Regions from separate parts of the Homo sapiens genome. Here region 2 is linked to region 1. A link is an interaction called in ENCODE POLR2A ChIA-PET data of the cell type or tissue named here. Cell type or tissue: HepG2. All regions are shown on one strand. Links, peaks and the distances in the headings refer to the core of each region. The heading gives the core; the rest is flanking DNA. Region 1 holds the start of LINC02365 (long intergenic non-protein coding RNA 2365). Region 2 overlaps LINC02363 (long intergenic non-protein coding RNA 2363).

Region 1 (5,494 bases), core at 175-5,174:
AGAGCTGAAAGGGCCTGAGTCTTCAAATGTAGACAACAGAAGTTGTAATTTGGCCAAGATCACTTTATCAGTGGCTTAACAGGCTGGAATCCAAATATCCTAGGCCACACACCCACATGCGTACTGCATTTGACTTGAATCTGTTATCTATTATTTCTTAATTGTCTATGCAATGGACCCACAGACTTTCACATGTGAACACTTACTTTTTCTTGCTCTGGATCAACTGAAATTCAGACAAATCTGAAAAGAAATGACTTAAATTGGAGTATTTATTTAATCTATGGAAAGTTCTGACATCTTACTGATAATGATGACATAATAAAGGGCACAACAAGCATGTTTTATTAAAAAGTTTCTAACGGACAGATCAGTGCCATTTCTAGTCACAGCTGCTTCTCACTGCCTGAGTCTCACCAAGGAGAGAAATTTTTTGAGTTCAAGTTTATTTCAAGTGTTAAGTGAAATTTTATTTTAGTGGATTAGAGTATTGCTTCCCGAATGCGGTTTCAACTTGCAAAATGTTAGATCCTGAGGAATGTGTGTGTGTGCATGTGTGACAAGCCTTTCCTTGGAAGTATTATCCTTTAATCTGGGATTATGTCCCTACTTATTTTGGGGTTGAGAGGGAAATGAGGAGGTGGGAGTTAAAATGTCTTTCTTGTTATGAATAATGGGTGATAGCTTTAAAAAATCTGGCAAAAATGAATGATGGATTTTTTTCAAATCCATAAAATCAAAAGTTTGTAAACACAACTAAGTTATGTCACCTTATCTTTTTTTTTGAGACAGAGTCTCGCTCTGTCGCCCAGGCTGGAGTGCAAAGGCATGGTCTTGGCTCACTGCAACCTCTACTTCCCGGATTCAAGCAATTCTCCTGCCTCAGCCTCTCCAGTAGCTGTGATTACAGGTGCCCACCACCATGCCCGGCTAATTTTTGTATTTTTAGTACAGATGTGTTTCACCATGTTGGCCAGGCTGGTCTCAAACTCTGACCTTGCTATCCGCCCGCCTCAGCCTCCCAAAGTGTTGGGATTACAGGTGTGAGCCACCACGCCCAGCCACATTATTTTATTACTGTTCCCACATAGTGAATCTCATTTTAGCATAAAGTCAATGTCCATACAGAAGAGCACACACCCAACATCCTCACCCTGAGTTCCACATCATTTCTATAATGGTCTCTTGCATGCCACTTCATTCTTCTTAGTCCCACCATTTTCATGACCAAATGTGTGCCCCTCCAATTCAACCTGTTTCTGACCACGGCCTCCATCACTGACCTGTTTCTGACCACAGCCTCCATCACTGACCTGTTTCTGACCACAGCCTCCATCACTGACCTGTTTCTGTCCACAGCCTCCATCACTGACCTGTTTCTGACCACAGCCTCCATCACTGACCTGTTTCTGACCACAGCCTCCATCACTGACCTGTTTCTGACCACAGCCTCCATCATTGACCTGTTTCTGACCACAGCCTCCATCATTGACCTGTTTCTGACCACAGCCTCCATCACTTACCTGTTTCTGACCACAGCCTCCATCATTCAGTGTTAGTGTTCCACTCCTCCCACAACAGTGGATCTTCACGTCCATCAGGGCCATCGGGCCATGGATCACACGTCTTATTCCCTATTAGTCCCTTCTTTTCATTTCTGTGTCTATCCAGCTTGGAGTCCATGGTTCATCAATTTGGAAAGTCATTTTGCAGTACTCCAAAATCTGTGGCTCCTGTCTTTTTAAAATCAATGTGGGAAAAAGCCCAAAGCTGGACAAAGCCAACACATGCGCTATCCATGGCAGTACCCAAGCAGCCGAGGGTCATCAGGTAGATTCACACAGCCGCACGGCCTGGAACCACTGCACATTTGTAATCGCTGGTTTCAAATGGGCCCCTACACATGGCCCAGCAACGTTACTAATCTCTGGTCAACTCCCATTCGTGACAATGATTGTTTCAAGCCTGCCTTACTCTTCTAGCCCTCAATCTATCATCTCCCTAACTTTGAACAGAGTTCTTGTCTTCTGCTTCACAGAAAATATAGAAGTTACAGTAAGGGAACTTCCTGCCACAAAACTACAAATGTAGCTTCACACCCAGCCCATTAAAAAAAAAATAAAAAAGGTTCTTCACTTCTTCACACTCCACCCCCAGCTAGGCTAGAATTTACTGCTTGGGTTCTTAGGAACTCTATACTGTCAGTTACCTTTCCCTCTAGTTAATTTTCAGTGTTTCTCTTAACTGGATCCCCACCATCAGCATTAAACCTATTCAAAGCTCTCTCACTTAAAAACAAAACCCCCAAATCTTCCAACTCACCTTCTTCTCCAGCTCCTTCCCTCTCTCCTGTGTGGAAGCTCCAGTGTATCTAACCTGTCTCCTTCACTATCAGGGGAAACCAGCCCCCGATATTTCACATAGGTTCTTTTCTATTTCTCTAAGTGTTGGCCGGTCTAGAAATAAAGGGAAAGAGTACAAGAGAGAAATTTTAAAGCTGGGTGTCCGGGGGAGACATCACATGTCGGCAGGTTCCGTGATGCCCCCTGAGCCGTAAAACCAGCAAGTTTTTATTAGCAATTTTCAAAGGGGAGGGAGTGTACAAATAAGGTGTGGGTCACAGAGATCACATGCTTCAAGGGTGACGAAAGATCACAAGGCAGAAGGTCAGGGTGAGATCACAAGGTCAGGGCAAAACTGGAATCACTAATGAACTTCTATGTCCCACTGTGCTCACATTGTCATTGATAAACATCTTAACAGGGTTCAAGAGCAGAGAACTGGTCTGACTAGAATTTGCCAGGCTGGAATTTCCTAATCCTAGCAAGCCTGGGGGCGTTGCAGGAGGCCAGGGTGTGTTTCATCCCTTATCTGCAACTGCATAAGGCAGACACCCCCAGAGCGGCCATTTCAGAGGCCCCCTCCCCTCCCCAGAATGCATTCTTTTCCCAGGGCTGTTAATTATTAATATTCCTTACTGGAGAAAGAATTCAGTGATATTTCTCTTACCCATTTTTGGTAATAAGAGAAATATGGCTCTGTTCTGCCCGGCCCACAGGCAGCCAGACTTTAAGGCTATTTCCTTTGTTCCCTGAAAAATCGCTATTATCCTATTCTTAAGGTGCCCAGATTTCACACTGTTCAAACACACATGCCCTATGAACAATTTGTGCAGGTAACACAATCATCACAGGGTCCTGAGGCGACAGACATCCTCAGCTTACGAAGATGACGGGACCAAGAGATCAAAGCAAAAACAGGCATAGGAAACCACAAGAGTATTGACTGGGGAAGTGATAAAGGTTCATGAAATCTTCACAATTTATGTTCCTCTGTCAGAGCCTCAGCAGGTCCCTCCGTTCGGGGTCCCTGACTTCCCGGAACACTTCACAGCTGAGTTGCTGCCATTTTTTAACACCAAAACAACGTTGTGATGAAAAGCTCATATATAATTTTGTACACACACAGGTGTATGGGTAGGCTGGATTCCAAGAAATGGGACTGCTACTTCAAAGAATAATTTGATAGGTATTGTCAGATTCCCCTCCACAGAGTATTTTACCGTATCATACTCCCACCAACGGGAGAGTATACATTTCCCACATCTTGCCAACAGAATATGTCACCAAACTGGGGTTTTTGCCGGTCTGATAGACGACAGATACTTTAATGTGCATTTCTCTTATTATGATGCAGATCAAGCTGTTTATTGAATTTAAGGGACATTTGGGTTTTCTTTTTTCTGTGAACTGTTTGTTCATGTCCTTGGCTCATTTTCCTATTGGGTTGCTGGTCTTTTCCTTTGTATCTGAAACCTCTTTACTTAACAGGGAGACTAGAATAAGCCAGATTTTCCTCAACACTATAGAACCACCGCTTTCATATGGCCTTAAAGAACTCATTTATGCTACTCTCTACTCCTCAGAAACAGAAGTCTCCTTTTCCTAGTTAGGACAATTTATTTTGTTTCTGATTTAAAAGTAATATATTTTCATTACAGAAATATTGGAAGAAATTTAAAACCACCCACAACCCCACTTTCCTATATTCCTTTTCTAAGCATATGAAGTAAAAAGACAGCAAATTCCTCTGTCAAAATCCCAGCGCCCAGAGGAGGCCATCAGTAAACATCAACGGCTTGTTGTATATCCTCTTAGGTTGTTCTTCCCATTAGACACTTATCTTGTGGAAAAAGTTTCAAATTCACACATATGGTCATATTTAAGGCCTGAGATCTATGCAAACAAAGTATCTTCCTGGCATTGTGGTCATTTCAGGGTCAGGAACTTCTGCGAGGACTTGGGAAGCATAAGCGATCTGTCTGCCCTGATCTAACTGCCACCACCTCAAAAAACTAGGCTAGGGTTCTGGTGCTTCCTCTTTGACTCTTCCAAATCAAGCTTCTGATTAAAAACATTTTAACTTCCAATTAGTGGCACAACATCAAAAACAACAGCAACAAAAAACTCAAAGACATTGGTAATTTTAAGTTTGAATGTATATTTTGAAATAAAAATGGAAAATAACAAATTTGTACAAAATTGTCACATAGAAACACACTTTAAGATACCATTACATGCTATGTGTATTTACAAAAGTTACAGGTCTAGTAAGAAAAAAGAAACTGTCATTGACAAATGCGAGCTCATTTTTTGAGCAACAAGAAATCTCCCGTGAAATGTCATACTGACAGCCAGTGAGACTTGGTGCAGTGACGGCTCCGCACCTGCTGAGGCCTGGAGCCTGCCTCCCGGGCTGAGGGCTCAGCTCTGGCCTCCGGCTGGATGCCGTCTAGAGTCCTATGTGCTCATAGGTCTTTTTCTTTCAGTAAACAGTATAAAACATTACTATTTTCCTTTGATTGTAAACTTCAACAGAAAATAACATACTTAAGAATTTTGCTACAAAGAGTACTATGATTTTTATTGCCTCACCACCTTTAGAACATTTCCACTTCACAAGTTTCTGATTTGCTTCACTTTCTTACTTGGCGATGGCGCCCTGGCAGCATCATCCACACATACCAGTGCGTATGGAGAAATGGGCTGTAGGCCCTTCCTGCGTGGTCCATGGCTCTGCCTTCATGGAACAGGCTGAGTCATGTCTCTGCTCAGGCTCAAACCATCTACTCTCAAGTTACAGGCAGCTCAGCCCATTCATTTATTGCTTTCCTTATATTCCACTGTTTATTATTTAAGTTGTATTTTCATATGTTCCTATAGAATTTATTCACATTACCTGGCTAATAATCAACAGTTTGGGGTTTTTATATAATAGCTCTTCAGATATATTGCTGGTATATGAAGCTCAACTGATATGCATAGGGACAAATCAGAAGATATTTATGCTGGTAGATCCAGGGGCATTGTAGCACCTTACAGTTAAAACTCCACCCCTCTATGAATGTTAAGTTTTAGCCTTAAAAGTCAAGTTAGTTTGCTCACACTTTCTCTCACATAAAATATTAGTTTCTTTCTCAATATTAAACATTATT
Region 2 (5,264 bases), core at 1-5,000, 280 kb before region 1:
TTAATAGAGACGAGGTTTCACCATGTCTCTGGTCTCAAACTCCTGACCTCAAGTGATCCTCCCACCTCGGCCTCCCAAAGTGCTGGGATCACAGGCATGAGCCACTGTGCCCGGCCAAAATATGACCATTTTCTAAAGTCTCTTTCTTTTAAAATTTGGTGTCATGAAACAGTATTTCCTGCCTACAACTTGTAGTCATGTCCTCACTCCAGAATGTACCCTGCTCTCCTCTGAAGAAGAAAAAGAAGACAAAAAAGGAAATCATGTACTATTGGGAAATTGCTGGTTGAAAACTTCTCCTAACTCAATATTTTGTCCTCCTACCCTAGTTCTGTGACAAAGCTCAGTGGTCAGATCATTACACATTTAAGCCAAACAGAACTCAGAAATGGGAGGAGAGACACACCAACACAGAGAAAATCTAAGATCATAAAATAAGCTATTCTAGCCACGTTTTCCATTCTAGGTGAATATTGCCTATAGAAAAATGTTTTTAAACACGATTTTGTGAAAAACTGCTACTGGGAAGCCGCTGACACGAAAAGGATGTCCTCTTGGTGGGGAATTTAATCCCGTTTTTGGTATTTCGTGTCCATTACATTTTCAACAGGTGATCAGGAAAGCAGTGCTGGTGCTGGTGTGATTTCTCGACTTTACAACAGGTGCATACAGGGCATCCAATGAGAGTTTGAAAACATGCATCCCCAGTGATCATTTCTTAGGAGATAGTTGAGGCTGTTTTGTAACTCTCAGTGGCTGCCATAGGCATTTTCACAATGTTGCTTTCCTGTCTTTAATTTTAGTTCCTCTTTGAGCTGTGGAACAGCTAACACTGCTGCAGAAATGACCTTCCGCCATGTTCTGGAGTCTTCAGCTCCAAATGGGATTGGTCAGGGCCAGTGCGTGACACACTGCCTTGCAGACGGAAAGCCTTTGTCAGTGAATTCTCAGTGGTGTCAGATTTCTATTCACTCAAGAACACACCCAGAAACCTGGAGAAACAGCTCTTGCAGAGTAATACCGACTCTCCCTCCTCCTGCTTGTGCACTGGCCCAGGCAGAGAGGAAGGAAGTCACAACTTAAAAATAAAATTCACACATAAGCTTTTGGCCAACATTTACATCTTAATAACCTGAAGTCCCATGGGGTCCCACGCTGAGCTTTGTCCATGACATTCACAGTGTTCACACACCTCAGACCATCTCTTCTGGGATCTTCCTGGGAGGGCTGCCCCAGCAAAGCGAGCAGTGCTGCCCTTTGCTGAGAAAAGGTCTCCCCGTGGCCGGGCTGGAGCCCCACGCGTGTGCTCTTATGTGCTGCTGCTGTGTCCATCTGCCTTGCAATAAATTCCCCAGGCTTTATCAAATGGCCTTGGCTTTAGAATTTGCCCTTCGGGACACTAATGGTAGAGGAAATAGCTTGTCATTAGATCAAAAAAATTGTCATGAAAGTCCCTGCTCTTCTGCAAAATTAACAAAGCCAAGGCCTCCTCCCTTGGAGCCTGCCTCACCTGACAGAGGTGTGTCTGGCAACGTCTGGACGCACCTGGGACCCAGAGCAGCCAGCGGGAGGCTTTCGGGCCCCCTCAGCAAGAGGAAGTGCATTTGAACACCTGGAAACAAAATGCATGTCTCCGGACTGCCCTTCAGTAAAACATTGCTTCCAACTCCTGATATGCAGCTTTATTTTCATTTTTTAGATTATCTCTCGGTAATAGCCAGGACATAACTCATGGCTGACTCCTTTTCTAATTCTCCAACTTGCCTCAGTGCCTCCCAAAGCCTAGTCCCCGATGGTAAGGCTCTGTGACCCAGCGGTCAGGGTGAGGCCCATGGCAGTCGCCTGGTTCTATTAAGAAACCTCTATTTGTAGTCCTGCGCTTCATTAGATAAACTGGTTTTCTGCATGTAGACTGCAAGTAATCACCGCATACAAACAAAATGAACTCTGCCGCCTAGCACTAGATAAGTAATGCTTCAGAAACTATTACTCTAGGCCTCTTCATAAACTCAGTCCCTTCCCAGCCGCCTCCCCACCCCACCCCCTGGCTAAAGTGAACGTGTACTTATTTGCTGGCTGAAATTCTGTCTATCCTGGTTTCACAATCCTCCCTGCCTCAGTGTCAGAAGTCATATAGTTGCACAGACAAGCTTATCTTTTGGCAGCAATTTCTAAAACAAATGTAAGTCCTTTGCTTTTCTCTCCCCTGCCAACCCCCGACACTGTACTGCATCGCATAAGCTTCCAAGCTTGCTTTTAAAGCTTCGTCCTTGAGCACATGGGACATGGAAAAATACTGCCTGATAGGGTGGCTAATCTAGTGGGATGATTGGAGATCAGTGGATTAGGGAGACTGTGGCGTCAATTGAAGATCAAGGTCCACTGTGCTTCATGCCACTCCTTTAGAACACAAAGGCCAATATCATTCTTGCCACACCAGCTTAAAACCCGATACCTCGGAAGCAGGTTAGGCAAGGCAGCACAAGGACTTGCTGAACCCAGAGCAAGCAAATATCCCCACCTGCAAGCCTGCTTGGCAGAGCAGGGCTGACAGTGGGGCACAGAGAAAGTTACCTCAACCATTCTGTACTCCTCTTGCCTTTAACGAGCCCCCATTTTAACCAAGTTTCATCCCTCCTCTTTTTAAAGCCTCTCGAAGGACCCATAATTGCCCTTGATAGAGCTCCTTCACATGTAATTTGAATGTAATTCACTTACATAGTCAATCTGATCAGCACTTACTAATCCATTGCCTATAACTCATTTTTCATTATTATTTCTTGAATGAGTGATTTAAAAAATTGCATATGCATATCGTTCCCAAGTCTCTCTCTGAGCCTCTTTGTGACGGGGATGGAGTAAGCACCAGCTTGTATTTCCTTCCTAGTTCCCCTTCCTGCGGCGCTTCCCTCTTGGGGAGATTTCGGTGAATGCTGAAGATACTTTCTTGGGCAGAAATGAAGGGGCTTTCCATCCTCTGTGGAAGAACCACATTGACAAGCCCCCCAGCACCCCACCTTCTTATTCCCAGTTGTGTGACCTCAGTTTCCCTGACCGTCTCTGTGCCTCTCCTCGCAGCCCTCTTGAGGACTTGTTTCTCCACCCCATGGCTGCTCTGCCAGGCATGGTCTAGGCCTGGACATCAGCAGTCACCAGGTTTGCTTCCGAGGAGCAGCGGCAGCAGGAGGAAGTCTGAAGCTGTGGTGAATGTGCTCCTTTTGGAGCAGGGCCCAAGGCCAACCTGAGTCCAGGAGGAAGAGATGAAGCAGGACAGCTGCAGTGGAGGATGAGGACAGGGGGACGCAGAAGCACCTTCCTGCTGAAGTGTACCGTGAGGGGGTGTGGGGACCACACTTGGGGTTCTGCAGCAGCAGCTGGAGAAGAGGGTCACCTCAAATTGCAGAGGATGCACTGGAAGGCAGAAGGGGGAAAGAGACTCAGAGAGAAACAGGGGGAGGGAGAGTAGGGAGAAGCAGGGGGAAAGGGTGAGGGGAGAGAAAAGAATTACCTGCACAAGATGGCCACTTGGATGGAGGATGAGGAATAGAGAGCCCGGAAGGCGAGAAATAGGTCTAAATTCATGGCACACATTCATACACAGGAGGCCTGGATCTCTGTGGGCGCTGGGGTGTGTGTGCACCGAAGGTCCACCTGGCCTGTAGTTGGTATGTCGATGAGGCCTTTTCCCTCTCAATGTCCTGTGATAGCCGGAAGCATTATAATTGCTTAAAGGATGGTGGCTAGAAAAGTTGAGAAAGTACATATTCCCTAGAGTGCTCTGCTATATTTTTCTACGTTTTTATTTCCTCCAAGAGTGACAATCCCTCAAAAGCTCAGGAGGCTGCTTTGAAGGGGGAATTAGGGGCCAAGAGGCTTGAACGCCAAGAGAGGGAGCTGCGCTATCTCTAGGTGTGAGAATAGGGCTGGCCCAGCCTCCTGAAGAGGGGCTTCTCCAGGCCCAAGCCCAGGACCAACAGCAGCTGTGGGTGTGGGAGAGCGGCTGCTCTGGCCAATAGGACTACACCAACTGGGGTGTCTGAGCCAAACAAAGCCCACCAGGGACACCCCATGTTGGATCGGGCACCATATTTTCCTCCTTCCACCTGGAAAGTGATGCTGTAAGCTCCCGTCTGACTCATTCTCCAGGCTCAGCTTGAGCCCACCTCCAGCAAGAGGCCTCCCCAACCTGCTCCCACCCTCATTTAAACCAACAGCCCTCATGGCATCTACCAATTACAGTTTGCTGTTCATCAGTTTTTCCAAGCAGATTAATATTTTGAGGCCATGAGCAGTAGGGTTTTCAGAATTAAATAGAAAACTTTAGCACTGTTTGAAAACTTTAAGAAAAAAATCGGACTACCAGCAGAAGTGTCTTCCATGAGTGCTTTATACTTTTAAACTGGACTTTTTTTTTTTAATCTGGGAAAGTTGCAAATGAAGATGAAGAATCTGCAAAGACGTATCCCCCGGTGTTTAAAAAGAAATGCTTGGCCAAACAGGCTACCTTCAGGTTGTATTTTTTATTTTAATGAAGCAGGTCGGTCTCAGAAAGAAATGTCATAAAGAAAATGTGGCACATATACACTGTGGAATACTACGCAGCCATAAAAAAGAATGAGATCACATCCTTTGCAGCAACATGGATGCACTGGAGGACATTATTCTAAGTTAATTAACTCAGAAACAGAAAACCAAATATCGCATGTTTTCACTTGTAAGTGGGAGCTAAACATTGGGTACACATGGTCAAAAAATGGGAACAGTAGATACTGGGGAATACAAAAAGCAGGAGAAGGAGAGGGGGTTAAGGGTTAAAAACTACTATCTATTGGGTACTATGCTCACTACCTGGGTGACAGATTCATGTGTGCTCCAAACCTCAGCATCATGAAATTACAGCTTTGTAATAAACTTGCCCACGTACCCCCTAATTCTAAAATAAAAGTTGAAAAAAAAAAGAACACTTCATTTGCAAGGAGGAAATCAGAAGCCCAGGGTATAAAACTGCAAAGGATGTACGGTGGGAGGGAGATGTGACGCCAGTGGAGATTTAACTGTATCGATTATACTGATATTTCAACTAGCATCGTTACTGTTCTTGGTAATAGTAACAAGGCTCTGGTTATAAGTTCCGTTAAGTTTTGAATGGTCTGCCCACCTCTACTTTTCCCATGAGCTAATTATTTTTCACCCTTCGTTTTCCAGAAACGAGAGTTTTCATGGGCGATGAGGCGGATGAACGTATGAGATTGCAGTAGAAGCTC

What was found. ChIA-PET counts read pairs that join two places held together with the same protein. Peaks named below come from ENCODE experiments on the same cell type or tissue, not always from the same donor. Only the 100,000 strongest peaks of a DNase experiment are listed, where the experiment ranks them.
Region 2: POLR2A ChIA-PET joins it to region 1 with 14 read pairs; 3 of 35 experiments call an interaction of 5 or more read pairs at or near these places.

The regions. Positions count from the first base shown.
Region 1 is chr4:184,623,216-184,628,709 of GRCh38, forward strand. It overlaps CASP3 (caspase 3), which reads right to left. Exons shown (of 8, transcript NM_004346.4): 8 at 4,481-5,494. It overlaps LINC02365 (long intergenic non-protein coding RNA 2365), which reads right to left and starts at 1,657. Exons shown (of 2, transcript NR_131967.1): 1 at 1,524-1,657. RefSeq lists an enhancer at 2,430-3,011. In HepG2, for the core only: no CTCF peak of the experiment used is centred there; DNase peaks (open chromatin) are centred at 2,696 and 3,206; H3K4me3 peaks cover 3,617 bases.
Region 2 is chr4:184,346,581-184,351,844 of GRCh38, forward strand. LINC02363 (long intergenic non-protein coding RNA 2363) reads right to left here. Exons shown (of 3, transcript NR_040108.1): 2 at 3,509-3,698. Among named protein-coding and RNA genes, the nearest start is that of LINC02363, 4.8 kb to the right of the region's middle. RefSeq lists enhancers at 796-1,090, 838-887, 968-1,317. In HepG2, for the core only: no CTCF peak of the experiment used is centred there; a DNase peak (open chromatin) is centred at 2,311; H3K4me3 peaks cover 1,367 bases.